Linked DNA regions of Homo sapiens: all the other regions are linked to region 1. The links are chromatin loops, found by intact Hi-C in ENCODE. Cell type or tissue: PC-9. All regions are shown on one strand. Links, peaks and the distances in the headings refer to the core of each region. The heading gives the core; the rest is flanking DNA.

Region 1 (10,335 bases), core at 1,176-9,175:
AATAGTCCCTCCCTAAAATGAACTCTTTCCTTGCTCGGGGACTGAAAACTCCCTTTGTGGGGTTTTTATTTTATTTTATTTTATTTTCGAAAACTATCTTTGTAAACTAGAATAGGATTCTGGGAAGGGCCCGAATTCTGCTAAAGTGTTGGCATAGTTTCTATAATCCCTTACCGCTCAGGAGTCATGTGGCCAGAGGTTATAAAATTTGTGGCTTCCCTAATTGCTTCTATAGATAGTGTCACTATTGTAGAACCTAAAATTGATTTTTTGAGATATCTTTCAGACTGACCCCTCCTGGACTCTGACTCATGACTCAGCTAATCCTGTGGCTCTACCCAGAGGCAAACTCACTGCATGAGGACCATTTTCCACACCTCTACTCTTTCAACCCCAACCAATAAGCAGCACCCATTTCCCAGCCCCCTACCCACCAACTTGTGCATAAAACCCCTAAGCTCTGAGCCTTCAAGGAGACTGAATTGAGTGAGAATTCCAGTTCTCCTGTATGGGCTGGCCTTGTGTCGATTAAACTCTTTCTCTACTGCAATGCCCCAACCTCAGTGAACAGATTTTGACTGTGCAGAGGGCAGGAAGAACCCAACAGGCAATTACAACCTTGTGAAGTTGGTATTATTTTACAGATGAGTAGGAACTTAAGGCTCAGAGAAGTAAGGAGCATTGACCAAAGTCACAGATCCTATAAATGGCAGAGCTGGAATCTGTGTCTCCATGGTCTAAACTTCCTCCATTCCCTACTGACACGCTGTGCCCTGGAGACCCTAACCCTACAGCCACAGTTGATTGGACATCTGACATAAACAGCTAATCCATGGGGAGAACTGGGATGTCTGTGACCAGAACCAAATATGAGATCGGGGCCAATTTTGTTCCTCTCTTACGATTTTAGAGTCTGGAAAAATCATAGCCAGTTAGCTATGAAGCCAAAGGTTAATGAGATGGACTCAATACAGGGGCAGCCATTCTGAGCCATGGGCAAACTACAGTGAGGAGCACTGCAGGCAGGAGAAAAGGGAAGACAAGGCACCAAGAGACAGAGGGTGAGAGGGATCGGAGACAGAGACACAGAGCCAAAGAGAATGGAGCCTAGAGCTAGCCACCTTGGCTCCTGACAGAGTCTTGATTTTAGGCCCAAGGGGTCCTGGCTGCACTATGGCACCTATCCTTGGCTTCCTGTGAGGTCTCCATATTCTTACAATGATTCTTTCCACCTAAGCTCATGTGAATGGGCCTCTGTAGCAACCCCCAAAATTCTGATTTCAACAGCCTGATGCAAGAGCCACCTTACCATCTGACTGCAGGCCCCCATCTTCATTTACAATAACAGCCATACCCACCATGTGTCCCAGGACAGTTGACAAGCCAGAGTTTCCATAGGTCTAGTTCCTCATCTCTGTTGCTTTGATTAACCTGCCACTGCCACCATCCCTGAATAGAGAATATGTCTTCAGCCTCCAGGCCACTCCCTACCAGTCCCACCTTTCCTCCTATGGCCTATCTCCAGGTCTCTTGCCTTCATGGGTGCAACAACCACCTTCTCAGGTCACCAGACTGCAGCTCAAGGGATACCAAGGAGCAGGTGTTCAGCCCTGAACATTGCCTTCCATTCTCATTCCTAGAGGTCCCCAAAAAATGACCCCCCTCCTCCAATACCCAGATGTGGGTTTTTAGGAATTAATCTGGACATATAATAAAGAAAAACAGAGACAGTCTAATAAAGAGATGTAGACATGAGCAGACCCTGGCTTCTTGTCTAGATTCTCATCCTGACTGGCTGTGTTAACCTCAGGCAAGTTGGCCGATATCTCTGAGTCTTGGATTTCTTACCTACAGTGACAGGGAGGGTGGATAACATGAGAATGAGGCTCCTTCCCACTCTGACATTCTAAGATCCAAATTTAAATACCAATCAGTTCGATTGGCATTTAGAGAAGAGGATCCTAGATTCTTTCTGAAACGTGTGCTTTATCATCACACCTGTTCAGGCAGCAAGTATCAGCAAAGCACCTATAGCAGTGCAGACTGGATATGGAAAAGGAACTAAATTATCACAGAAGATAACAGCACACTAACTGAAGGTTCAGAAAAAAAGGGAGGGGGGCTTCATGTCTAAGAGAAGAAGGAAGGTGTGGGCAACTGTATGAACAGCAGAGGTGCAAGGGCATGTGCATTGCTGAAACAGCAGATTTCTAAGCATGTATCACAGCAGGCTGGGCTTGCAGGCTTTATTTAGGTAAAACTCCCATTGAGCTTCAGCTCCCAGTGCCCAGTCTGACTCAGAGCTTCAGAATTTTGTCCTGCAGTGCGATGAGTCATGGTGATGAAATTTCAAGAGAAAAGGACATTTTTAAAATTAGCTGTAAGATAGCAACTGGCTGTGCTTTTGCTCTGTAAGTGCCTTTTCCAGGTTATTTGAATTCCTCCTTTTTCAAGGCAACTGGAATGGTTGGGAATGGAGGCCCTGGAATAGGCCTCTCGTTTGCCTGCCCTTGGCCACTCAGATTCCCAAAACTCCAGGGCCTCTCAGTGCTTGCTCTTTTCAAGGAAGCAAGCCAAGGACTGGGGCACTGACCCTCAGGCCTGGTCTGCCCTTCACTCTTCCGCCTGATATCTTGTGGTTCTAAGAGAATGGAGTCCTCACAGGCCCCCAAGGCTAAGGTTGGGCTGGGCTGGGTTGACCACCCCAGCTAGAAGTTCCACCATTGAACAAAGATGGAGTGTGAGAGTCTCTTCTTACCCAACCTAATTCCTCTGACTGCACAAGCCCACTTTGTGCCTTTTGACCGCGCCTCCTCTCAGGGCAGGAAATCAAAGCTGACACTGGCTTTGCAGTTGGAATATTTCCATCAGGAATGAGATGTAAATGAACAATTTCTCCACTGTTTCCTGTACAACAGAGGGTTCTGTTGAGATTGGACAGGCGTGGCTCAGTTCCCTTCTTTTATTTACCCTGATGGAGAGCGTGTTCTCAATGTTTCCATCCCTCCTCAGGGATGTGCTGTCTAATGAGTATAATTGGGATTCCCCTCAACAAATCCAAATATTCAAAGAGCTACCCAGGTCTTTAGGGAATGTGAATGGAACTACAAGCAGGAACTATGAGCCCAGCCCAGCTGGTGAGATTCAAGAAGCTTCAAAAGGCCTAAATATATCTCCCTTTTGCCAAGTTCTTCCTATCAATATGCATATATTCATTTAGTCTTTCATTTAACAAGAATTGATTGCATACCAACCATATGGCATCACTGAGCTGGATATAGAGAATATTAACATAAATAAAATACAGCTGCTGCCACAAAGAACACATCTTTCAGTATGGAAATAGTGGTAAGCAATCAGTTATAATGCAAGATGGAGTGCTATCATAGAAGTGTATACAAAATATGAGATGCAGAAAGAAGGAATGGAAAGGTAGGGATGTGATCAGGCTCTAAGAGAAAAGTAAAGATGTGTATTAGTAATTAGGTCAACAAACCAAGAAAAACAGACAAAACCTTTTCTGGTTTGTATAACCAGTATGTTGAACAAGCATGACTCATGGCATAATAATACACTGTTGACTTCTCCTGTCCTGGACCTCTCCTGCCCCACTCTCTCTCTCTCTGCTGTTTCAGATCCAACACAGTTAAAGCCATGGGCAGGAGAAGAGGTAAAGCAATAGTACAGATTTGACTTGAGTCTGGTCTTTGGCCAAGGGAAGCATCCCCTGGGTGAGCCAGAGCAGCACTCTTCTCATAGGGGCCATGCCATGGGTTGCTCCCAAGTCCCTTTGTGGGACCTCTGTCCTGCAGTCACCTTGACCCTGACAGATGTGTCGCCATTCCTGGAGCCACTTGAGGCATTGAGGAGCAGCACATTTCCAATCTTCCTGCGAAAATCCCTTCACTTCTCTCACAGGCACTTTCAGAGAAGATCTAAGATGGCCCACAGAACGGTTCTCTTTCTGGTGTGTCCCACATCTAGTGCATAGGAAATGACCTTGAACAACTCTGGGAATGCATTCCAAACCCACCCAGCACACCTCCTGGTTCCTGAACCTAGACAGCAAGTTACTCCTCTCTCATCCTCTGCCCACAGCGGGCAGGAGCCAGGACCCAGTCATGGTCTGCTCTCCCAGACATTACTCAGGACTAGTTCTCTATGGTCCCTCGTGCAAGAAATATCTTTTCACGTTCTCCTGCAGCACCTCCATGCCTCCCTCTAAGGGAGAGGGCTGTAACAGCTCTCTCCAAAGGAATCTCTTCTCTAATTCTCTCTCCAAGCTGGTCCCTCTGACCCTTTCCTCTACTCTTGACCTGGCTGAGGGCCAAGACTGAAGGTACATGAGCCCTTTTCTTGAAAATCCACATCTTGGGGATATGTTGTCATGCTCATTTTTTTAATCTTGATATTGATCATATTTGGTATGTCAGGTGAACTAATGGCAAGAAGTAGCCCATTCCAAACATCTTATGTCCCATCGCTGAAACAACCCATACTGGGAATGGTGTCTCCCAGGATGCTCACCTGAGCTGTGTTCTGTTTGTAAGTAGGCAGAGGATGGAGACCTCTTGAAGACCTAATTGTTCCCAAGATATAGTCTATGCTCCCCATCACATAAACTTCTGAGCTCCTTGGTCAAATCCGAAATGAATTTTTCATACCAGAGTTTACCCAGAGGACTGTGGGGGTGGGGTTGTGACCTGGATGGAGGACCGGAAGCTGTCCCAGTTTACTCAGTGTAGCTCGGAAAGGACAGGTTTGAAGTGAATCCATGTTTCTTCACACAGATAATTTTTTCCTCTTCAGAGTACTGGTCCACTCTGACAGCCCGTTGCCACAGAGCACCACCCACAGAGCAGAGGATCCACACTCAGTATTACATAGCATCAGCAGAAACAGAGGCTGACCCCCTTGGTGAGGCCACTTCAGTTTCCTTGTTCTTGGGCCACCCATGAGCACCTCTGACAGTTTAAAAGATACTCTTACAAGCCAAAGGAGAGAAGTATAGCCCAGGATTCCCAGGATTCCCTGGGAGCCCAACAGTCAAACTCTGAGCCCTGCGTAGGCTGTGAAAACTGAGTCACAGGTTGGTGACTCACTGGCTTGAGACCACACCATGAGTCAGGCAAAAAAGGCTGGGGACAAACTTTTATAATCTAATTTCTCCAGACTGCCTCTAGAGAACCACCCTTGAAAAAGAGCAGGCTCTGGGGTAAATGGCTGGGAAGACTTGTTGAGACACCAAACCGCGCATCAGAGAATAAAGACATACCTTGGCTTGTTGCATGTCTCACCTCACTGACAGCTTGCGGTTGTGTGCAATAGATTCTAATGTTGTTTTGTAATTTCTAACCCCACTTACTGGTAACAAATTCATCAATCACTTCAGATCTGCTGGCTGCCCTTAGTGACTCAGTGTCATTCATTATCCCCTAGCAACTGCTTATGCTTCAGTGTTTATGAAACCCTGGTGCAGAAAGGCTGTCTGGGGACAGGGGAGGTGACATAGAGCAGTGATTAAGGTCACAGGCTTGGTTATTACACAAACCTGGATTTAAATTCCGGTGTCACATTTGATAGGATCTTAGGCAAGTCACTTGCTTCATTTTTTCCATTATTAAAACAGAAATAACAGTGCACTTGAAGAGTTGCATGGAGGAATAAATGAAATCCTGTTCATAAATAGCCTGGAATATAGGATATGCTTTATAATTGATTAAATATTATATTATTCATTAAGGATTTATTTCCATTAATGACTGCTCTTCCTCACAATTTTGCTAATTGTTTACAATGTTAAATAATCATTTATTGGGGTACAAAAAAATTAAGTTTTTGCCAATATACAAAAAAATCAAACAGCAGCAGAGATCTAAACTACCATCAGCACACATAGCCCTTAAGAGAAGGACTGGCCGGGTGCGGTGGCTCACGCCTGTAATCCCAGCACTTTGGGAGGCCGAGGTGGGTGGATCACGAGGTCAGGAGATTGAGACCATCCTGGCTAATATGGTGAAACCCCATCTCTACTAAAATACAAAAAAATTAACCGGGCGTGGTGGTGGGTGCCTGTAGTCCCAGCTACTTGGGAGGCTGAGGCAGGAGAATGGTGTGAACCTGGGAGGCGGAGCTTGCAGTGAGCTGAGACCGCGCCACTGCTCTCCAGCCTGGGCGACAGAGCAAGACTCCATCTCAAAGAAAAAAAAAAAAAGAAAGAGAAAGAAGGACTACAGTTGGTCCATTTTGCATCTTTGGGCATGACACAAAGTGCTCAAAAAGTGGTTATAAATAAATAAAAGGCTAAATGGTGAGTATTTCCACACTAAACAGTTTTGGAGTTTGTGTCATCCACATTTGAGCACTTTCATTCATCAAGTAAGAAACTTCAGCACATCTCTGCATTAGACATTATGTGAAACACAACCTAGCCATCCTCCACACACAAAACAGTATAAACACAAGCACACTCCAGGGTGTGGAGGGGTTTCAAGGCCACAAAGTGATACTTAGGCTTAGGATGGTCCTGAAAAACATTTTTGAGACAGAATTGGTATTTGAGTCTGTTTGGGCTGCTATAACAAAAACATCAGAAACTGGATGGCTTATGAACAACAGAAATTTATTCCTCACAGCTCCAGAGGTTGGGAAGTCCAAGATCAAGAAACCAGCAGATTTGGTGTCTGGTGAGGGCCTGTATTCTTGTTCATAGATGATGCCTCTTTCTGTGACCACACATGTGGAAGCAGTAAATGAGCTCCCTCAAGGCTCTTTCCTAAGGGTATGAGTCCCATTCATGAGGGCTCTGCCCTGTAACCTAGTCACTTCCCAAAGGCCCCGCCACCTGGCACCATCACTTGGTGAATAGGTTTCAACCTACAGATTTGAGGGGGACACAGCATTCAGAAAATAGCAATTCAGAACTGGGACTGGAGAGAATAGGCAGGATGAGGTGGGACATCAGGAAGCAGGAGAAGCTCTGGCAAGGGCTGGGAGAGACAGAAAATGCTGAACATATAGAGATCAGTGAGGTAGTGGCCCGGCCAGCCTGATCTGGGGCATTTGTGAGAGACGAGGGTGAATAGTAAAAGCCTTGGAGGGAGAACACCTCACCCACTGGAGACAGTCTCTTGTGGTCTTCACCAGCTGGACCTCCCAGGTGAGAGTAGCTTGCTCTTCCTTTCGCTGTGGGGTGGAGACATAGGATAAAGGAGGTTCTATTGACCACATGTTTTATGACATTGGCCCAGTCACTTCCCTTCTCTGGAGCTTGAATTCCCTCAGCCATGGGATAAGTGGGTTGACCTGATCTCAGGTTCTACACTTCAGTATGCAGATGAATCACTGGGCGAGTGAACTAAAACAGATCCCTGGGCTTGACTGCTAGATACAGAATCCTAGACTTGGGTTGCATTTTACAATGCCCCCTGCCACCCCAACATGTAATTCTAGGAGGTAGAATTCTAGCACAAAGTTTCACAAACTTTTCCAATACGAGGATCAATTTTTTAAGTCAAAAAATTTCCAAAACCACCTCTATGTAAATGTAGATTAATTCTTATATTGGTTGTTTGAGAAAACACATAACCAAAAAAAAAAAAAAAGAGAGAAAACACATAACAGTTTAAAACGATCATGAATGCGATAACACTTTGTGTTGCGCTTATAGTTTATTAATCTCAGCAGGGGCACATATGTTTGAAAAATAGTATTCTATGCATGTGGAGTGGGCAGGATGTGCTATTTCTTCATAGTCTAGGTGATGTTTGGCATCCTCTGCATTGGAGTATTGTAATCCACAGACTCTGGGTATGTAGCTCACAATTTGGAAACACTGACCTAAATTAACTGTTAGTTTCCACCTCAAAACTAACCTTTGATTCTAATTAGAGGCCTATGACTAGTTGGCTAAGCACTGGTTCTTTTGCCTGTGTTTGAAATCTAATAAAAAAAAAATCTTGGCTGAGCAAGAACTGCTGCTTCAGGTAATATTGCCCCACCTCCCAAAAATAGTGGCACTGCTCCTTTCCCCACAGATTCATTGTCATCCCCTGATTTGCAAGAGGGCTGAGGAATCCACTAGGACAGGAAAAGGACTTAAATCTTTTTACCAGGGGGCTTAAATACAATGCATACGAACTGTCACTTAAGAGCCAGTTTTGCCAAAAGGGGCTATGAATTCTCCTGTAATTGAATCATCCATCAGAGAAACAGGGTCCAGCAGGCAGCCAGACCCAGTACAGGCCTGGAGGGGATCTGGAGTGTTTCCAGATCCACTCTGTTAGCTGATATTAGACCATGCCTGTCCCAGTCATGATGCACAGCTGTAAAAGGAATATATGTATGAACTTAAATAGGTCTTTTAGAAAACGTATTAACTCTGTGGCTGAAGCTATGAACCCCTCACTGAGCGTGACATGTAAGAAACTCACTCTCTTCATTAGAGTGGTAGCAGCATGCAGCCTCAGGCAGCAGCTGCTACACCTGGCAAGAAACCACCAGCACTGCTTCTTGGACACCTGAAAGCATCCCTGGGGCTTCTCAGAAATGTTTGGGATGAGTTTCTGTGAAAGACCAGTCTCCTACATTGACATAGGTGGAGGCTCAGTGCCCTAAAGATTCGAGTACTACGCTTAAATGTGATTGCCTTTGCAATGACTGAATTTTCAGACTATAGAAATGGAAAGTTGGAGACAATGTTCATCAGATAGATATTTATTGGCTGTTGCTTAGTTCTTTAGGTTTCTTTTACTGTAATGGTTGTTCAGTATAATGGTAACTGGTCTCAAAAACAAAAACCTGGTTCTCACCCAGCCATTAAGGCACCCACAACTGCAATCTCAGGGTGGTGGTAAGCATATCCATGTGAACCTTCTCTCCATCGAGCTCATGATCTCTGCGGTTGGCTTCTGGTTTCTCAGGGAATGGCTGGCATTTAGATTTACAGTTGTAGGAGAGACCCTGGGGAGTGACTGCAGTGGATTCCATTGGGCTCAGAGACATTCTTTCTTTTGCTCTGTCAACTGGGGTCCACCCAAGCTTTTGATGAGAGCAGCTTCAAAGTATGTGATGTGTCTGCACAGAGTATTCCCTTTTTTTTTTTTTTTTTTTTTTTTGAGACAGAGTCTCACTCTGTCACCCAGGCTGGAGTGCAGTGGTGCAATTTCAGCTCACTGAAACCTCTCCCTCCCAGGTTCAAGCAATTCTCCTGCCTCAACCTCCTGAGTAGCTGAGATTACAGGTGCCTGCCACCATGCCCAGCTGATTTTTGTATTTTCTGTAGAGACGGGGTTTCGCCATGTTGGCCAGGCTGGTCTCAAACTCCCAGGCTCAAAGCAATCCACTTGCTTCAGTCACCCAAAGTGCTGGGATTACAGGTGTGAGACACCAGGCCCAGCCCAGAGTATTTGGCCACAAAAATGTCAGGGAGGTGGTATGGAATTGTTAAAATAATGCAGGTTTTGGAACCTGAAAGATGTGACCTCTCTGAGCCTCCGTTCCATTGTCTGTAAAATGGACTCGAAAACCCCACCTTATAGGGTGGTTATGAGGTTAAGCAATAGTGTATGTAAGGTGACTGGCACAGTCATTGCGCAGGCAGTTTAGTGGTATTCAGATAACAGAGAGGTGGTATTCAGATACCAGAGAGGGAAGCTTATTTCAGAGACTACATCATGGGACTGTTTATACTTTTTCCTTCCCAGTGTGCCAAACACCATCCTGGGCACTTGGTTATAAAGATGCGCTAACTCACCTCCCCTTCCCCTTTCACAGCACAAGCTCAGGCCAGGAACAGTTTCCTTCCCAGTGGCATAGACTGCCAAGCGCTTACTGCTGTGGAGATGGGGGTCATTCTGGGTGCCTCTGACTTGGGTTGTGCTGGGAATGGAAGTCGGGTGGCCACAGGACGAAAACAACAGACTAGCCCAGGGCTGGAAAGCTGTCAACAGGAATGTGAAAACGAGATCTTGGTTGAATAGCTATGGCAAATATTCTTGGAACATTCTTCCTCTGTTCTTAGGGTGAGGAGGAGGAGATCTCACCCCAATTGTGGGGGTGGAAAAATCTGCTTTTCATTAGGGGTACACTGTGTGTGGAGGGACCAGCCCTTCCAGACAGCTCAGTGATCACAGCCTGGGTGCTCACTGGCTGAGGTCAGCTCTTCCCAGCACCCAGAACCAGGCTCCAGGCATTGGACAGGGCTGCTAATAGCCAACAGAAACATGAGGTCTCTCTACCCTTCTATCCTACTCAAAAGCATTTTTCTCATTCTATTCTTCGTAAGCAGAAGGGGACCAATCCTCTTCATCATAGCTTTCCTTTATTGAACACCTG
Region 2 (10,335 bases), core at 918-8,917, 180 kb after region 1:
GGAAACTGGTTGTGATGACACTGAGACTAGAAAGTTGTGGCCAGACCCGGTAGCTTATGCCTGTAATCCAAATGTTTTCGGAGGCTGAGGCGGGTGGATCACCTGAGGTCAGGAGTTTGAGACCGGCCTGACGAATGTGGTGAAACACCATCTCTACTAAAAAAAAAAAAAAAAAAACCTCAAAGATTAGCCAGACACAGACGTGGTGGCGTGTGCCTGTAGTCCCAGCTACTCAGGAGGCTGAAGCAGGAGAATTGCTTGAACCCAGGAGACAGAGGTTGCAGCAAGCCGAGATCGTGCCACTACACTCCAGCCTGGGTGACAGAGTGAGACTCCATCTCAAAAAACAAAAAACAACAAAAGAAAGAAAGTTGCAAAAGGAGTGTTACTGATTAATAACATTGAATGCCTCAAATTAATCAGGTAAGCTGAGGTCCAAAAAACTCCCATTGGATTTGCAATTGGAAAGTCACTGGTGACCTTTGTGAGAACAATTTCAGATGGTGGAAAAGGCACATTGGAGAGGGTTAAAAAGTGAATGGAAGGTGAGGAAGAGCACAGCATCCTATGTCATAGATGCCTTCAAAGCATTTCACTCGATTTCCCTTGTTCTTTTTCCACATAAAATTTCTACAAATTTCATAATCGTGTATCACACAATTTTCAAAAAATGTAATTAATCTATATTTTGTTTCAGTTTTTATGTGACTGTCTTTGAAAAAAGTACCATCTGATTGTTCTTTCAAAATAACAGAAATAAACAGTTGGAAAAAAGGATTATAATGTGGCAGAACCTTTTTTCCCCTTTTTAGTTGACATGTAATCATTGCACATATAAAAACTTTCAATAATTCTGATTTGAATGTGTTAAGTTTCAAAACATCTGAGTGGGTGTCAATTAAACTGTTCCAAGTCTGGAATTTAGAAGAGAGTTTTAAGCCTTATACATTTTTTAAAAGTTTAATATCCTGTTTAGAATGTACTGAGTTGCTGAGAGCATCTCAGATTTTGAAAAAGTTTCAGAATATAAATGGGAATACAAATGGGGCACAAATAACCACGAGGGCTTTAGTGAGTGTATCAGGATTCAGTTTTACAGCATAGAGACGTGATTAACCTCATAGCCTGCCTTTCTGGGAACAGCTGAGAAGGAAGGAGGACCAGAGCACATGGCACAGCAGTTGGGAACCATCAATCGCATCAGTCCAGCTGCCTGGGAACTTTAAAATGGAGAGCGTTTAATTGGAAAACCCGAATTTTACTAAGAGGCCAGGGGATTCATGGGAACATGAAAGGAGTGAGACTAGGATTAAGTTTTTTGAGCAAAGGAGAGTAGAAGAAAACTCTTACATCACAAGTAATGATGTTCTGGTAAGACAGAAAACTCAGGGTGGGTTAGGGAGCACCAGGCACACCCAGAGTGTGGCAATAGGTAGTGTTGGCTCAGGAGTTAAAGAGACTTAGGTGTAAAGCCTGGCTTTGAACTTGGGACAGTTTTTTATCCTCTTTGAATTCTAGTTCCTTCATTTATAAAACAGTAATAATACAGTAATAATGTCTACTCTGGAGGCTTATAAGGAAATGAGATAATGTAAGAAAAGAGGCCGGTGATGTCACTCAATAAGGCAAATATCTGCTTAGAGTCGTAATAATAATATATATTATATATATAAAACTAATATATAATGTATATAAGTAATATATATATAACATATAATTATATATAATACATATTTAGCCACTGTGCCTGGCTAAAGTGGTAATAATATAGTAACTGAAAGATAGAAAATTTAAATGTCCAACAATAGATTGACCAACTAAATTATAGAGCAACTGTATAATGAAATATTATATTTGTAATTATATTTGAAAGAGCATAATGGGTCAGGTGTGGTGGCTCATGCCTGTAATCCCAGCGCTTTGGGAGAGACTAAGGCAGGTGGATCACTTGAGGCCAGGAGTTCAAGACCAGCCTGCCCAACATGGTGAAACCCTGTCTCTACTAAAAAAATACAAAAAAGTTAGCCAGGCATGGTGGCACACACCTGTAATCCCAGCTACTCAGGAAGCTGAGGGACAAGAATTGCTTGAACTCAGGAAGCAGAGGTTACAGTGAGCCGAGATCACACCACTGCATTCCAGCCTGGGTGACAGAGCAGGACTCTGTCTCAAAACAAAACAAAACAAAACAAAGTGCATAATATATAAGGAAGTATTTGTCATATAAAGTTATATGACCAGACCAGAATAAATAATGCATACAAATATAATATTTAAAAAGAAAGTTTATACATCAAAATGTTAAAGTGATTGTAGTTTAGACTGAGAGATTTTGGTTTTCTTTTTACAAAAAAAACCCATAAACACGAATTTTGGTAGCTTTCTGAGTTTTCTATGATGAGAATTGCTTTTATAAGAATATGGAATTTTAATTGGAGATAATAAATAGTGAATGTTTTCATGTCACTGGTGTTACCCTTATCAGTGTATTGTTCTTATTTGCTGTTCCCCAAATCCACCTCTGGCTTTACCCCTGGGAAAATGGCAACAATCCAGCAGAAACCAAATCTGTGGACCTAGAGGAATTAAAAGGATTTTTCTTCATTTACTTTGGGTGGTTTTGTCTGGCTGGGTGTGCCTCATACTGACAGGAAGTGTGTGTCACCAGAAAAGAATTTAATTCTTTGCAGCAAAAAGATGGTTAGTGGAAAGAGAGAAAAACACTCATGAGTGCTTCTCACAGATTCGGCTTCATTGTGTCAAACTGGCTCCCCTTCCCAGTTGGACCCACCCAGAGAAGAGGTGCCCCCACTCAGAATCCACACTGTTCCAACAGACCAGGAATGTGTAGGGGCCTCCCAGTCCACCAAGAGGCCAGCTTGTTTGACCCCCGGTGTATAAACCTGGCTTTGCCTCTTGAAAGAGTAACCACCCCTCTCTGTGCCTCAGTTTCTCAACTGTAAAACTTATACGTCTGCCACCCCCACTAAAAAGTGAGTCCCTGTGAGCACAAGGACAGAGCTTTATACCTTTCTGTATCCGTACAGCTTAGCCCAGCACCGAGGCTCAGTTCATGTCCATTGAATAAAATGACAAAGTTGTTTTAAGTGGCTTTTTAAATGTGCCATCCAATGTTTGCAATTAAATTTGTGGAGCCGGGCGCGGTCGCTCACGCCTGTAATCCCAGCACTTTGGGAGGCCAAGGCGGGCAGATCACGTGAGGTCAGGAGTTCAAGACCAGCCTGACCAACATGGCAAAACCCCATCTCTACTAAAAATACAAAATGACCCAGGCGTGGTGGCACAAGCCTGTAATCCCAGCTACTCGGGAGACTGAGGTAGGAGAATCGCTTGAACCCGGGAGACGGAGGGTGCAGTGAGCTGAGATTGTGCCATTGCACTCCAGCCTGGGCGACAGAGTGAGACTCCGTCTCAATCAATCAATGAATTTGTGATCGTGGGCCTCTGGTGTAATATTTCTGGGGAAAAAAATTAAGGCAAACATAGGGAAATGTTAAGATCTGATAAGTCTGTATGGTAGACACATGAATGGATCTAACTAATATCCATATTAATCACTGATTTTCAGTTTCCTTGTCCACAAAATAATATCTACTTCATTGAGACTTTTGTGTCTTGAACAAGAAGTGTTAGGTCAAGTGCTTAGCACATTTGTGTCCTAACTCTTTTCTTGCAGCAAGAGGAATGAAAGGTAGCTCTCATTACTTGATTTTTTAATTCTAATGCTTAAAATCGGACTATCTGATTTGTAGGATCTGACCACAGTCATCCTGGCTATCATCCCACAGTGGCTGTGTCCCATAGTGACATAGATATTTCAATGGAGAAAAGATTGGACCACATTAGGGCAGATGATTGATCTCAGCCAATATCTCACCCAGTATTGGAAGCCTTCCACAGTAATGTATGAAAGTATAATTGATTGCCTATTCATTTACCAAACACCACATGCTGGGCATTGCACCAAGCACAGGAAATTAATAGATGCGAAGACCTAATTCCCTGGCCACAAAAAATTCACTGTGTAGTAGCAGAGACAGAGGCAGAAACAAATTATTTCAATAGAATTCAGTATATGCTAGATTATTAGCCCAAAGGAAGAAGTAAAACATTTACCCACACTTAGCAATCACATTTAGCTATTTCATTTTTAGTAATGAGGCCTATAGCTCTCACATACCTTTGAATTTTAGAAAATGTTAAGACGACTCTTTTTGCTGAAAATAAAAAGATATCACCTTCACAAAGGATGAGCTCATTTACGTAGGAAATAAAATAAAGCTATTGTGTCAGTATATACAGAAATGAATGTAAATGCAGAGATGAAGCTTGGGCAGGGAACACACCATTGCCAAAGTGCTTATTGGGAGAGAGGAGAAGGTAATAGGAGGGTGGTGAGAAGGTTGTTCCCTTGTTTCCCATATATTTCTGTATTATTTGAAGATTTTAAATCAAAGATGTATTCATATATTGTTTATGTTATAATTGCATTATTGTCTATGTACAGAAAGAAAGAAAGAAGTCTTCTCCCAGATATCCACATCTGCTTCAGATCTTTGTTCAAATGTCACTTTCTGAATATCCTATTTTTAAATTGCCACCTCACCACCATTAAAATCCCCATCCCCTTCTCTGTCTTCATAGCATTTACCACAATCTGACATCCTATATATTTTACTTTTTTACAAAATATTATTGTCTGTCTCTCCCAGACAATTAGAATGTAGGCTCTGTGAGAGCTGAGATTAGTGTGTGCCAGCTTTACAGCTGTAAACCCAGGGCCGAGGACATATACCAGGTGTTCCACAGGCCAACAGCCTGAATGTATACAGCATTATGCTAACAGCAGTTATTTCTGAATGGAGAGACTACAGATGTCTTTTATTTTCTTCATTCTGCTACTTGGTATCTGAATTTTTGTAATGAGCGCATATTAATTATATTACCTAAGAAAACAACAAAGCTCTTTGAATTTATTATTATTTTAATAACCTGGGAACTAAGAAAGAGGCTCCAGTAGAAGCCACCATGGAAGGAGTAAGGGCCTAGTGGGAGTCAGGCCAAAGAGCATAGGCGAAATCTCCTGAGATACTTGGTGGAGTAAAGTTAGTTGGAATTAAAAAACCAACTAACTTATGACTCCTCCACTGCCTCGCAGTTTCCAGACATCCGCAAAAATGCCTGGTGCACGGGTCACTGTTTCACAAAGGGTCTTCTGCCTCATAGCTTCCCATCCCCAAGCAGCGGGGCCCAGAAATTTGCCCACATCCTTCCATCCAGCAAATGTTTTTATCTGGGTCCTACTTAGGTTTCAGCCAATTCTTTGCTGAGCAACTTGGCTTCCTGTTTTCCTTGGGAACCAGACTCTTTTTAAGTTGGAGCCATAAAAAGAATGAAATCCTTTACCTGATACTTTTCTATTCGGGTATTCAAGCCTGCCACAGACGGAGGCCCTGTGGGCCACTCTCTCGTTGTGGGCACTGGCATCTTAGCCCAGCACTTTGAATAAGGCACATGTGAGAGTGAATGCTGCGCTTTTTTCATTCTTTTCTTCTCTCTCTCTTGTTTTTTTTCTGTTCTATTTCTAATTGAAAGCCATTGTCTTGAGTGAATGATTGTAGAGAAGGCTTACTCCTCATCTCAAAATGCCATCTCATAGGAGCAATGGGAGAAAGTGGTCCTGCCAGTCTGAAAGTTAAGAGACTTGGTTTCTCATAATTGTTCTGCCATTAAGTTGTTACGTGATCTTAGTCAAATCATGTTACCTCCCCGGGCCTCCGTTTCTTCATCTGCAAAATAAAGTTCTTTGCAGTGTTTCTCAAGTCCCTGCCCAAATCAGTGTTTGTTTAACTGAGGATGAACAGTGACACCTTGTGGTTCTCCTTGAGCCATGTCTTTGTTTTTTCTAGCCCAAGTTTAAGGGAGCCAAGGGTATCTTTGCCTGTTCCCCTGCCTGGCCCACCTACCCTAGCAGCTTCACTTAGCATGGCTCTAACCTGGTCTCCCCCTAGATTCAGAAAAGTGCATCCACCCTTTGTTCACCAGCTGCTTCCCAGCCTCAACTTGGCCAATGTTGCTAAAATCAAACTACAAGTAGACTGCAGACGCCAGCGTGAAGGCCTGTGCTTCTGTGGTGAGGTCTGCGGTTTGGTGTGAATGTGAGGGTATCAGCCCCAGGTGTTTTTTAGGGCTGCTAGTGCAGTCCCAGAGAGGGACCTGGGCAACAGCTCAAGGAGCAAGACTGAAGATTTTACTGTTTTCCAGCACTCCTACGAATTTGTAAAATTATCAGATTCCAAATTGTTCTATGCCATAGTTTTTCCATTCATAAAATAAGAAAAATCTGCCATAGCACTGCCTTCAAACTCAGTTAGTCTATTCATTCATTTACTTATTTGTTCTTCAAATATTTAATAAGCATCTTCCTGGTGCCAAGTTCTGAGCACCTACCTGTGCCAGTAGTCCGAACTTGAGAAGACACAGTCTCTACTTTTCAAGACCCTGTTCTTGTCTAATGAAGAAGAGAGAAGGAGGAAAAACTTCCATTGCCATGCAATAAGGTAAGCTTATGGCAGATAATGTGTACACATAATGGCATGGAAGCCTGGGGACAAACATCATACTAGGCCTGGGAAGAATGTTTGACAGAGAACAGGACACTTAAATACGGACGTTTACAGAATGGAGTTTGCCAGAGGAGACTCTTCAGGAAGAGAGAACAGAGTGGGAATAGGTACATAAACATGATCTATCTAGATGCCCTACCGTAAAATCAAAACACAAAACCCTACTGACTCAATTCCCTCCCCTTCCAGATATTACCCCATTTCTCTACTTCCCATTGTAGCCAAACTTTCCAAAAATTCATGTTCTGTCTTCATTTCCTCATGTTCAACCCACCCTGTCTTAGCTACCACCCCTCAGTAACGACCTAGCCTGGGTAGAAACAAATGTCAGCATGATACCATACTCAATGATCCTTCGTCACTGTTGTCATTGTCATCATTCCATGGCCTTACTTTCCCTCTCAGCGCCATTTGCTACAGTAAGAAACTTTCTTTCTTGAATTCTTGTTTCTCTTGGCTTCCATGACACCCACTCTCCTATTCATGCTCCAGGTTCACTGTCTGCTCCTTCCTGGTCTCCCTGTTCAGCTCCTCCTACTCCGTTCAACATTAAATGTCAATATTCTTTTCTTCTTTCTATCTAGGAAATCTCATTCATTCCCATGGTTTTAAATGTCATGTACCAGCTCCTAAATTTTGTATATCCAAACCTGACCTCTGAAATCCAGTCTTAGCAACTAGTGAGGTCTCAGCTTAAATATTACCTGAAGGTTGTGTGATCTTCCCTGACATTTGTCTTCTTATCTGCTTCTCGCTAGATTGAGAGCCCCACGCAGGCAGATTCATCCTTACTTTCTTCAAACTTGCATGTTTAATGATTAGAACAGTTCCCAGGATACTCAAAAATTATTTGTTAACTAATTTCTGAATGAAATATAAGTAAATATAAGTATTTAAAATAGAATAAATCTGTGATTTTGATTGTTTTTAAGAAATTATTCACTCAATCCAGTTCAAGTTCAGCCAGGCAAGCCTCACAAAGGAGCATATGCTTAATGTTTCAGGATGTGATCTAATTTTTAATTGTTTCTTGATACAAAGTATCACCTTTTTCTAGTGACTGTTTCTCCTCCTCCATCATCTACTCTTGCCCAGTGGGAGATTTCCCAGTGAAATCCCACCGATGATCTGAATCAGAACATTTCATTCTCCATGGTTATTTCAAGTTCACAGACTTTATTTGTGGCCCTTGTGGCAGTTGATACTTTTTCAGGAAATACTATAGTTGCAGCAGGCCCTGTTACAGCTTAGTGGATATTCATGTTGTGGATGCTTTTTTACCGAAACACACAGTAACCAAGTATCCAGGAGCGGGAGCTAGAGACACTGTGGTCCAGACCTGTGGAAAAGGGAACACCACTCCTGGCAAAGGGAAGCAACAGGCAGCACATTTTGTTCAAAGAAACAAGGTGAACCCTCTTGGAGTTAAACTTGAGGCTGACATCCATTTCAGCTTGAGGCTTCCAAGGCACAAAGCAGCTCCCAGTAGCTGAGAGGGATCAAGAAATAGAATATCCTCATCTTTCCTTTGTAGCAAGAGCCTTCAGAAAGGAGGACCACTGGTCACCTGGAATGGAAAGTTATTATTAAAATAAAGCTCCAGTCACATTATTCAGGAAACTTTGGGAATGTTTATAAATAGATAAAAATAATAATGGCCAAGGAACATTCCTCTCTCCAAATCTCCCTGAGACAATACTGACCAAGTTAAACATGCCTTGTTTCTGAGATTGAGTCCCAGGTCTACCTCTGATAAATCAGATGGACAATTACTTAACCACTCTCAACTTTTATTTCCTCCTCTTTAAAATGGGCAAAATGTGACCAGGTACAGTGGCTCTTGCCTGTAATCCCAGAACTTTGGGAGGCTGAGACGGGAGGACTGCTTGAGCCCAGGAGTTAGAGACCAACCTGGGCAACATAGCAAGACCCCATCTCTAAAAAAAATAAACAAATAAAAATAAAAATAAAATGGGCAAAATAATGTCCTCACACCATCACTATGAAGATTAAATGAGACAATACCTGTCAAGTGCAGATACAATACCTGGGACACAGTAGTAGCTCAGTAAAAATAAATACTTTCCATCCCTTGATATCTAAGCAGAAGAAAATGCCCTAAAGATATAGATATTCTCTAGAGAATTTTTTTCTACATTTGCTCAAACATATGAATAAATAATACAGCAGCCTAGACAGGAAGGGACACCCAGCATTGAATTATAATTTGTGCTTTCCAGAGCTGTCTGCCTATTACCCTGGTATGTTTGTTCACCTTCATATTCCTGCATCTAACAGACTTCCTGGCATATAACAGGTGCACAAAATGTTTGCTGGCTTGAATTAAACTACACCTGCACTGTAGGTCCTACCCTCATATGACTATTAAGCACTTGAAATGTGGTTAGTCTGAATTGATTGTGCTGTGAATGCAAAACACACAGCAGGTTTTGAAAATTTAGTAGCCCTTTTTTGGGGCTACTAAATGTAAAATATTTCATTATTAATTTTTATATCCATTACATGTTAAAATGATATATCACATACATCGGGTTCAATAATATATGTTAAAATTAATTTCACCTGTTCCTGTCTACTTTTTTTTTTTTTTTTTGAGACGGGGTCTCTGTCGCCCAGGCTGGAGTGCAATGGTGTGATCATTGCTCACTGCAACCTCGAACTCCTGGGCTCAAGTGAGCCTTCCACCTCTGCCTCTCAAAAAACTGGAACTACAAGCACACATTAACACACCCAGCTAATTTTTTAAAATATTTTTGTAGAGATGGGGTCTTGCCGTGTTGCCTAGGGTGGTCTCGAACTCAAGTGATCCTCCCACCTAAGCCTCCCAAATTGCTGGGATTACCAGCATAAACCACCTTCTATTTCTTTAATGTGATTACTAGAAAATTTTAAATTACATGTATGGCTTATACATTATATTTCTAATGGACAAAGCAGAACTAGACTATAGGCCACCAATTGGCTGAAAGGTCATTGAATATGTATATCTCAGACTTTTTCTCTGGACCTCCTCTCTTGTTAAAGTTATACAAGCTCTACAAGGCATTTTCTAGTTCCAGTATTCTATGATCATATGAACTTTAGACTACAGTTTCTTATGTAAGAAAACTGATTAAGTTGCTAGTCTGGGCCAAACACTTTTGTACACACTGTTATTTAGTCTGTATAACACACTTAAGAGGGAAGAATGACCCTCCTCATTTAATAAGTGTAAAAAGAAGACCCACAGAAGTTAAGAAACTTGGCTAATGTCACCTGGCTTGTAAGTGACAGAACTGGCCTGGAATCTTTTCCCGTTTTCTCCAGTTCTTTGTAAGAATTCCCAACAGAAAACACGATTCAAGAGTCAATGTGGGTGCTTTGGCTTGGTTATTCCCTAAGATATATTTCCTTGAGAAGAATCGTATATCATCAGAATCATTGTAAAAGGGTATACAAGAGGATCCTTAAAGAATGGAGAGGAAGCCCCGGTGCTTCTCAAGCTTGGTAGATCATTGACACCTAGCAGTAAATGTAGGGAGGCTTCTAAGGAGGTAAGATCGAGAGCCGGAAAACAGGGGCTGCTTGCTGGTGGTTAATTGTTCACCAGCTTCAGAAGACAAGGCTGGGAGGACAGCAGGGGAGTGAAACATTGACCAGTTCTAATTTAGATGCAGGAATGTGTGAG
Region 3 (10,335 bases), core at 1,563-9,562, 110 kb before region 1:
AAGTCTTTCTACCCATATGCATACAAATATTAAGTGTATTATTTCTTTATTCTTGTTTTGCCCAAGACTGTGAATATAATTTTTCAATCAGACACACAATAAAATTACCAAGATTCTGAGAATCATGTACACAACCAATTGGCAAGCACAGTCTTGGCAGCTTTTCTGCTGATTTGTGAAGTCTGCCCACTCTCCTTACTCTGAAGGATTCAGTATCAACCTCAAAATCATAACCCTCAGGACCCAGTGAATATCCTTAAGGCTCCTCTGCCAAGGCCATCTCACTAGCAGATTTAATGTCCAGCAGAAGCCTTCATACTTGTACCAAAGAAAAAGCACAGGAAGCTGAATGTGGGGCAAGAGGCCTATGGGCTTGCAAGGAAAGGGTGGCTTCAGTTAACACCACGCATAAGCAATTCCCAGTTTCAGATGAGAAAGCAGAATGGCTTCTGGAATCAATTAAGATGAAAATATCACCCTTTCCAGGATGTCTATGCTTCCAGCTAAAGTCCCCCCACCCTCCATGTCCAGTCACCATGTGTGCGGTACTGTGCTACGCAGCCTGAGAGACAGCAAAGAACAGCAACAGGTCCTGCCCTCTGGTGCAGATGATTCAATGGGGAAGATGGTAGACATCTTTTGGGTGCTGGCATCTCAAACTGAGAGAACTTATAATCTATCTGGAGAGTTAAGATTTAAGTTCATAAAATAATTACATGCCAGTATGTAGGAGTCAATCCTTTGGCTCGCTCTGTGAATAACAGTCAGTGTGGTGTGTGGCTGCCAGCCTTGGCTGAGCTCCCTTGCCTGCCGCCATCTCCAGCCTCCTCCCAATACTTCGGGAGCCACTGGAGCCTGTTCTGGGCCCTGGTCCTGGGGCAGCAGATATTTAAACAGCTCCAGCTTCCCCTTCTAAGATGCTATTTCTGTCTTTCCTAAGCAGTTGTTCTTAGTTTTGGCTGCATATTCGTGTTACTTGGGGAGCTTTTAAAAATTCTGACGCCTAGGCCATAATCTAGACCGATTTGTTCAGAATCTCTGGAGGTGAGACAGTCATTAGTATTTTTTTAAATTTCTCAAATGACTGTAAAGTGCAGTCAAAGCTGAGAATCAGTGTCCTACAGTGGCTCTGTCCTCATAGACTATTTGATACTAAGGTCTATTTTCTGATCTAGACATCAGTCTTACCTGGAAGCCCTTAATGTTTCTGTTCACCTGCCTAGGAACTCAGCTCCTTTCTAGGTAATGGGTTAGGTAACCACGTCAGAAAATGGAAATACAGACTTTAGATTCATGCAGACCGCAGTTGCAACTCCTGCACTGGGTAGGCCTTGACTCAATTATGGGGCCTGTGAGCCTCAGTTTTATAGTCCTCATTACAGAAAAGTCTATGAGGAAGGAGAAACGTTACATGGAGAGAAACGTCTAAATCTAGTATTGACAAGCAAGGGATGGAAAAATCAAAGATAAAGAAAGTGCTGTGCTTGTCATCTGATTCTCCCAAAGCATAGAACCAGTCCGCTCTTCTTCCTCACAGTCTTGCATTAACAATTCCAATTAAACAGGGTCTGCAAAGAGAGGCCTGGGAGCTACATGCGTGCCCCTTGTTCCTGCAAAACCTAACTGGTGATACAGTGAATTCAATGGGTCTGACTGATGGTTTGTCTTTTGGGGAAAGAAAACCCAGGCCTGGAAACTGGAGCCCTGCTATCTTTCTCACCAGGTCATGAGAATGTCTAGCATCTCGAGTTCATGTCCCTGAACTTGTATTCCTTCGTCATAACATTCAGAGCAGCTGGACTATTCCCAGAGGCATGGCTTTGTCTGTGAGGTTTCAAAACACATTTCGAGAGAAAGATGCAGGGCTCGTACTCATTTATTTGTTTTCTTAAAGAAGCCCTTAACTTAAAAAACCCGTTCTTAAAAACAGAGAAACAATCTCTTTTGCTGAAGAAAGGAGGTTAACTAAATGTGTTTTGGTTTAGACCCTCCCCCTCCCCCGTGGGTAAAGGACACATTTCCTCCCACCAGGAACTAGTATACTTATACTGGTTACAACTCCCTTCATCACTTGGAGCCTGAGACACTGTATGAAGATAAAACTACTTGAAGTTTTACTCTCAGAGAAAACATATCAGCCAGTCTACACTGTCCTCCAATATTAAAGTCAGCTCTTACTGTCTTGGGTATCTTCTGTGTCTTGGTGTCCCATTGTTTGTTTCCAGAGTTCAAGAGTAGTCCTGAGGACACAAGCCAGGAGTATTTGAGGCTTTGAGCAAAGCAGCCATTCTTATCTAATGAGGCAGCTTACAGAACTTACCCTGCTAGCTGGGCTTACTACTACCCACCCGCTGCTGCCAGGCACCTCACTAGCAGCTTAGATGGCTGAGAACTTGTGATTGAAATTGGATGTAAATAACAGTCTAAATGTGCACTGTTGAGGTTTAATTCTGCTATACCTGCACCATGACAATGAGGTGGTATGAAGCATGCAGAAGAGGAAACTGAGTCTGAATAATGCCTACACAAGCACTTGTTTCAGAACTCTAGACCTGGAGGAACTTCAGAGGTTCTGCAGTGATTTACTTGCCACCAATAATAGAGATCTACATCCCCTATTGAATAGAGATCATCATCCCCTGATGAACCTTTTGTTGTTTTGATCTATTTTACATACAGTGTATCCCCCCAAAAATGTTCTTTTGAAGAAGAGAGTTCAAGGTCATGCTAATAACATATGAGCTAAAGGTTTGAGTTACCTCTGTTATCAATAAAGGGAAAAAGCAAGCAGCAGAAGCATGGATTTCTGGTCATGAGGCCCTGACTGACAGCGCTTGGTTGAAGTATTTTCCAAATGCAGCTGGACTTGGCAGGCTCCAACTCCAGTGACATATCTGGGGGCCTGAGCTGGACACCTGAGTGGGTTTGGTCTCCAGAGCCTCTCCTGTATCCTTCATGATGTTATGGATTGTGCTGTCTCTGGGTTTCCATGAAACAGAGCACCGGGAATGTGTTCCTGGCCTTTTCTTTGCTGCAGAGTTTAAACAGCCACAAGTGCTTTACACGCAAGCTTCCAAGCCCAAAAGCAACATTATAATTTTAGGTAAAAACCAAACCTCCTGCAGTGTTTGCCTCAAACAAGTCCAAATGCCAAGAGAAATCAAAAGGATGAAGCAGATTTGATCAAATCAGGCCTGTGGCCTGGAGACAACACACTCTTTGGCATCTTCTCGGAATACCAACACCCAGCGTCTCCTCAGAAGCTGTTGTTATTATTGAATGACCATGTTACTAAGTGTGAGTAGAACATTAGAAACCCGAGTCAGGACTTTCAAGGGCTGAGGCCAGTGCCTGTGCAGTGCCACACAGAGTATGCAGGCAGTGGGGAGGCAGTGAAAGTTTGAAAGGGAGCCACAGCTAATCAGGAGCCCCTGAGGAAACCTGGAAAGGAGCAGGGTGAGGGAGGGCAGGTGGTTAGATGGTGTTTGTGGAAGTCTCATTTCCGATGGAGGCGGCAGGGATGGCAGGAAGGACATAAATGGGGGAGGACTAGGATGGGAGGACCAACCGAGTCACAGATGAGCCCAGGTCTGGGGCCTGAGGCCCTGGGAAACAGGAGGTTGGAGGAACTGCTGGATTAGGGGAAGGATGCTATGTACCGAATTGCAGATGTTAGGTTGAACAAAATCCCTCTTAACAAGCAGTTACAAAATAGTGGTCATGGAGCTTGGCCTGAAGAGCTACAGCCAGTGAGTTCCAAAACTTGGACTGAACACAGGGATTTCCAATTCTGAAGCCCAGTGGTCACAGTCCCTGTGCTCTCCTGCCTCCCCCTTCTCTGCACATTAATGTCTTGGTGAGATGTAGCTCATTAGGAGGGATAGAAAAGTTACAGATCTAAGTTGGGATCTTCCAAATCTAAGGTCAGTCCACCTGCAAAACTGCCTGTAACTTATAGGCAGTGACAAGAATGTGAGAGAACTAGTGCCAAACTCATAAGAAAACCGTGGGCAATGAAGGGGTTTAGTGGTTCCCAAATCCAAACGCATATCAGAATCTCCTTGGTGAACTTAAAAAAAAAATTCCTTAGCTCCTTCTCAGACCTAATAGATCAGACTGTCTTGTTTATAAAAATCCTCAGGTAATTCTGATGCATCTGGAACCATGGGCATAATAAAGACAATTTGAGTGAAGCTTTAAAAATAACAGGCAATAATAATAACAGGCATGGCACATTGGAAGCCTACGGGCTGCCAGGCACTGTTCTGATAGTTATAAATTATTTTGAGATAGAGTTTTATTCTTGTCATCCAGGCTGGAGTGTAGTGGCACAATTTCAACTCACTGCAACCTCCGCCTCTCGGGTTCAAGCAATTCTCCTGCCTCAGCCTCCTGAATAGGAGGGATTACAGGCACCCACCATCATGACCGGCTAATTTTTGTATTTTTAGGAGAGAGAGGGTTTCATCATGTTGGCCAGGCTGGTCTCGAACTCCTGACCTCAGGTGATCCTCCTGCCTCAGCCTCCCAAAGGGCTGGGATTACAGGTGTGAGCCACCATGCCCAGCCAAATTATTTTATTTTACCTATATGAAGAAGACCACAGATGAAGAAACTGAGGCTTAAAGAGGCTAAGTACCTTGTCCATGGCCACATAGTTTCTGTGATTCCAACTCTGACCTGCCTGACTCCAACAGCATAGTGGTGTGGACTGGATACTTCCAAAAGTGATGTGTTCAAGGGCTGCTGGGTGCAAGAGAGTGCAGCCTGAGCAGAGGGCCTCTGGGAGAGCAGCTTCACAGGGGCCTCACAGTTTGTGGGGAAGTAGTGGGGAACTGCCTGATCCGAGAGCCTAAATAGGGGAGTGAAGAAGGGAGACAAAATGGCCAAGGGGGGTGGGGTAGAGCAGGCTCTGTAAGCCAGGTATCTTGGACTCGCTTCCCTGTGCCTGCTTCTGCCTGTTCCTCACACTACAGCCAAGAAGTTGTATTCTTTTACTTTAGCAGGGTTTCCTGAAAAGAACATGGACTTGGGAATTAGTCCTCAGGATTCTAGTCCTGACTGTATTGCTGAAGACCCTGCCTCCCTCAGACATTAGTCTCTATGTCTGCAAAATGAGGAATGGCCCTGGACATCATCCTCAGGCCCCTCCAGTACTGCATACACTGATTCTCTGGCCATATGTTGGAGAACCTGCCACATGTGTGACAGCCTGCGCTGTGAAGGAGGGGACAGAGGAGGCCACAGGGGCAGAACTGCACTCCAGAGACCTTGGGTGGGCCCAGGTGCAGTGAGTGATACTGAAGGCCAGTGGTTTCCTTCAGGGCAACCCAGGTGCTCTGCAGTCACACGAATCTCTCCTGGGCACTGGTCCTCCATGGGAGCCCCAGGCCCTGGGGCAGGGCTATATGGACAGGAAACACAACGGTGAGGAAGGGCTTTCAGAATCCACATCCTTCAGTCCTCATGCATGAGTCAGCCACCACAGCTGGATGGCAGCACTTAGTCACTCTCCGCCTGAGCACTGCACGGCCCCTGTGCCCAGGGACACAGAGTCAGGATGTTGAGGGTTCCCACAGAAAACTGCTGTGAGTCCGATATGCATGTCAGTAATGACCACTGAGTCACCATCCAGCATTGTGTGGCCAGGCTGAGGATTTGGTTGCTTATTCTCTGGTCACAGAAACTCATCTCTGTAAAGTCCAAGGCCACATTACAGTCTCCAAGCAGCTCATTGACCCACAAGAGAGATGTGACCAAGGACATAAGCACAGTGACAGACTGACATTTAGTCACTTACTATTTGCTAGGTACTTTCCTGGGCTTTGTGTGTTTTGATTTATTAACTCTCATACAGCCACATGAGGGGTGCTATTATTAACCCTATTTTGTAGATCAGGAAACTGAGCACAACATGCTTACATAATTGGTCCAAGGTGCCACAGTCTGGGGAGGCAAAGTCAGAATCTGAACCCAGGTAATGCTGGTTCTAGAGCCCGTGCTGTTAAATGCCACATTCCACTGAGCACATTAAAATAGCTGGAAAGTAAGGGCATGGAGGAGAAATGTAATAAGAGAAATGAAAAGGTGCTAGACAGGACGCTTAGGGACATTGAGACTTGATTGGTATGAGAAGGGTGGTTGTGAGGGAGAGGAAGGTACTCTCATGGGTGTCTTGGCTGCAAATCCAGGTTGCTCTCAAACCCAAATGCATGCTGTTCTATAGGCCAGAGGGCAACAGAGGACCGTGCTAGAGGGGCCCGGAAGAGGAGAGGAGTCTGTCCATCAGATGCAATCATGAAGGACTTCACAGACAGAAGCATCTACCATGGGCCTCATGGGGTCATTTGGGGAGGTTACATGTCCACCATCTAGAGGGGAAACCTGGGCTCAACGCAGTTAAATGACAGGCCCACCATCAGTGGCAGAGCTGAGATGAGAGTAGGGCCACTGGCTCACAGCCCCATGCTGATTCTGCCATGACGGTGCCTTTGGAGTCCAGATAGGAGGAAAGAAAAGGAACCAGAATTTCCTTCCTGCACTTATTCTCCCTTAACCTTGATATGTTCCATTAATTGAGTCCCCAAATCCCTCCCAAAATACACCCCTCTCCTTCCATTCCTACAAACAGCCATTTTGGGCATGAGGAAGGGAAGGAGGAAGAAAAAAAGGAGAAGGAAGAGTAGAGGGAGGAGAGATTGGGAAACCTGAGAGGGGTGTTCAGGGATGCCTCCATCTGGTCAGTCAGAAGTGGGGGCCCTGATTTAAATCCCCCTCCCAAATGAACTGGGTTGTATGGAGCCAGAGCTTGGGTTCATGTCTCTACATGGGTACCACAGTCATCCCCACCAGGACTGTCTTCTCCTTAGACTGCTATGATGTTCCCAACCTCCCTCCTGACATCCTGGTTGTGAGTAGCATGTCAGCTAATGGTCAGCATGCCCGTGGGACAGCTTTTTAAACTCTAGACTTCCCAGTTTTCTTAGCTCATAATCAGATCATGAGACTGTCTTTCTTACTGTCGCTCAGCTTACCTGTGTCTCAGCAAAGTCGTGGACTTTGGTTTGAAATAAATTATCATGCTGCCAAAAGAAAATTATCCAAAAAACAAAGAATGACTGGTAGCATTTTAGTCCCATACCTGGGGTATTGTCTACTATGCATGAAGGCTCAAGTTAGAGACAGGATCACATTCACATGCTAGTAAATGGTTCTGGGTCTTTTGTGTTTTTTTTTGTTTGTTTTGTGTTTCATTCTGAAAATAAAACATCATAGATAGCAGCTGGTTTGTCCATTGTCTTCTTTCTTGGAAATCTTATGGAAGGTTCCTTTGAACACTATCCTTGGCTTCTCTGTTAGGACAAACTGAAACTGTGATTGATAACAAACCATAGAAGTTAATTTAAACAGGATTATCCATTTTAATTGACTTGTAATCGTGAGAATAACAACAACAACAACAAAAAACCCAGAACCTCTAAATGGTAATTCTTGAGGGGTGAAATTGTATCTTTGCTCCGTTCTGGATGTTACCAGGCACCGTTAAAAAATTAGGAACAGGCTAGACACGCTGGTTCACACCTGTAATCCCAGAACTTTGGGAGGCCAAGGCAGATGGACCGTTTGAGCCCAGGAGTTCCAGACCAGCCTGGGCAACATGATGAAATCCCTACAAAAATTAGCCAGGCGTGGTAGTGCACACCTGTAGTCACAGCTACTCAGGAGGCTGAAGTGGGAGGATCACTTGAGCCTTGGCCCTGTAAGAAGAGGATTGGGTGATTGGCTCTATAAGAACAGGGAGGGACATCAAAGCTTTCTCTCTCCACCTGCATACACTGAGGAAGGGCCACGTGAGGACGCCGTGAGAATGTGGCTGTCTGCAAGCCAGGGAGAGGGCCCTCACCAGAAACCATGATGGTACCCCAATCCTAGACTTCCAGCCTCCAGAACTGTGAGAATAAGCCACACAGTCTATGGTATTTTGTTATGATAGCCTGCTGTGGTTTGAATGTGTCCTCCAAATTTCATGTATTGGAAACTAACTTACTCTCCATTGTAATGGTATTAAGAGGTGGGACCATTAAGAGATGATGAGAGCCCTCAAGAATAGATTAAAGCCATTATCTTGGGTGTGGGTTAGTTATCTCAGGAGTAGGTTTCTAAAAAAAGGATGAGTTCTACTTTATTTCCTGTCTCTGTCTTGCAGGCTTGCTGTTGCCAGATTCCAGAACCATGTTCTTGGACTTCCCAGCTCCAGAGCTGTGAGGAAATAACTTTTTTTCCTTTCTAAATTACCTGGTCTGTGATATTCTGTTACAGCAGCAACAAATGGACTAACACAGCCTATGTCATTTCCCAGAACAACTCAGTGATGTTGATACTCATCTTGCAGACAAGGAAACAGACTTAGGGAAGTTGAGAGATAAGCACAGTCTGGTCAAATGGCAGAGCCAGAACTGGACTCCTGGTCTTTTGGCTTGATAATTTCTTTCCCTAGTTCTTCTGGGGCTGCTTTGTTTAACCTAGTCCCCGTATCCTGGGAAGCTTTGGGCTAAAGCTCACACATTTTCAGGTAGAGATGGTAGAGATCATTTACCAGCCTACAAGGGTCCTAGAAAGAAACCTGGGTGCTATGGAAGCCTGAAGCTTCTGAGGGGTTGTAGGAATTGGAGGCAATTCAGTGTAGTGGTAAATGTGTTGGGGGCAGGGCGGGGTATGTCTGGTTTGAGACTTTCTGGGTTAAATCCTCTGTGAGAGCTTAGGGATGCCTATTACATTCTCTGAACCCAGTTTTTCTTTCTTTTTTTTTTTGTTTGTTTGTTTTAATCTATATGAGACTAACTAAGGTATTTGCCCCTTGGAGCTTTTATAGTCTTTAAAATGAGATAATGTCTGTGAAATGCTTTTAGGACACTGCCTGGCATAAACACTCATGAAGAGAGGGAGTGAGGTCATGGCCAGGACTGAAGAGTAGTGGCTGAGCACTGCCCAACCACTGCAACCAACACTGGTTCAGGAGAAGCATCCCTTGGTGCACCTCCAGAGTGACAACATTCCCTATGCCCAGACACACATGACAGCCTGCAGGGCATGCATAGCCCTCATTCCTGACTTACTCCTCTAACAACCTGGTGATGTTTCAGATGGAGAAAGTGAGATCTGGAGAGGACAAAGCAGTCCAGTAGAACATGCACAAGTTTTGGAATCGGAGCTGCATTTGTACTCTGGCTTTTCTATTTGCTGTGTGTGATCTTGAACAAGTTACTTAACTTCTCAAATCCTCAGTTTCTTCATCCTGAAAATACAGAGTTGATAAATGATTATCTAAAAGGGTGTTATGGGAATTAAATGAGCAAGATACATGAAGGTGTTCCTAAGAAGGTTAGTTTCTGTTTCTCCTTAAGTGCTTTGCTTATAGTTACACAGCAGCTGGTAAGTAGCAGAGTAGGGTCTAAAAGCTAAGCTTTAGGATGCTGTGAGGCCAGAGGAGTAGAATTACAGAGAAAGTGAGAAGCCAAAGATCTGGACAAGTGCGTTAAGAATCTGTTTGCCTGCCATCATTCTTGAATCAATGTAAAAAGTAAAAGAAGCAAAAAATGGCGAAAAAAATGAGCAAATCAGTAATGGTGCCTGTATCCAGAATCCCCAATTGGTTTCAAGACTAACAGTGTGTGGGTCTTATACGTAACTAATATCTATACACGTACATTCAGGGAGTCTCCATTAACTCATTCAGTTAACAAATACTATGAAGCATCTGCCATGTGTGTGAAGCACCAAGCCAGGCTCTTAGGGTTACAAAAACTGACAGAACAATCACGGTCCTTGGGAGATCCTATTATAGTACTGAAGGTAATACGTAAACAACAACAACAACAAGAAGCACAAAAAAAAAAAAAAAAGCAAAACTCATTACAGCAGTGTGATAAGTGCCATGGCAGTGGAATAAACACCCAGACACAATGAGAAAGCCCATATTTGGTCTAGAGCTGTCAGGGAAGATTTCCATGGGAAGTGATGTTAGAGCCAGCAGGGCTAAGAGAAGCAAGGGAGTAGGCAGCACAAAGATGTGGAACAAGAGAGCCTGGTGTGCACTTAGGAGCAGTGAGTCTTGTGTAGCACGCACAGCACAGACTAGGGAGTAGGGATGATGAGGCTCGATTGAGACACCCCTCGAGAAGGGCCTTGTGCGTTGTGCTAAGGAGTTTAACTTTGTGCTGTAGGTGGGAGGAAGCACAGGAAACTTTTTAAGAAGGGGAGTTCATGTATTACCAATTTCATCTGGTAGAGGTTGATGAAGAAGTTGAACTGGGAGTAGGAGAAATTGGAGATAAG

Evidence for each region. Hi-C counts contacts between places; a loop is a spot of excess contacts. Peaks named below come from ENCODE experiments on the same cell type or tissue, not always from the same donor. Only the 100,000 strongest peaks of a DNase experiment are listed, where the experiment ranks them.
Region 2: a loop joins it to region 1, with 7 times the contacts of the local background. A loop is called at or near these places in 5 of 110 quality-filtered maps.
Region 3: it touches region 1 in a loop (11-fold over the local background); 15 of 110 quality-filtered maps call a loop at or near these places.

The regions. Positions count from the first base shown.
Region 1 is chr11:86,738,480-86,748,814 of GRCh38, forward strand. No RefSeq gene overlaps it. Among named protein-coding and RNA genes, the nearest start is that of PRSS23, 57 kb to the right of the region's middle. RefSeq lists enhancers at 1,964-2,578, 2,148-2,442, 2,579-3,192. In PC-9, for the core only: no CTCF peak of the experiment used is centred there; DNase peaks (open chromatin) are centred at 2,302, 2,722, 3,552, 5,312 and 1 weaker place; H3K4me3 peaks cover 1,014 bases; H3K27ac peaks cover 5,555 bases.
Region 2 is chr11:86,913,885-86,924,219 of GRCh38, forward strand. It overlaps PRSS23-AS1 (PRSS23 antisense RNA 1), which reads right to left. Exons shown (of 4, transcript NR_187135.1): 2 at 7,352-8,214. It also overlaps a transcript of PRSS23 not described here. Among named protein-coding and RNA genes, the nearest start is that of PRSS23-AS1, 19 kb to the right of the region's middle. In PC-9, for the core only: CTCF peaks have their summits at 5,906 (motif pointing left) and 6,107; DNase peaks (open chromatin) are centred at 2,162, 2,617 and 5,857; H3K27ac peaks cover 2,885 bases.
Region 3 is chr11:86,627,464-86,637,798 of GRCh38, forward strand. The region is part of intron 2 of ME3 (malic enzyme 3); the gene reads right to left. Among named protein-coding and RNA genes, the nearest start is that of ME3, 40 kb to the right of the region's middle. In PC-9, for the core only: a CTCF peak has its summit at 5,478; a DNase peak (open chromatin) is centred at 5,498; H3K27ac peaks cover 2,260 bases.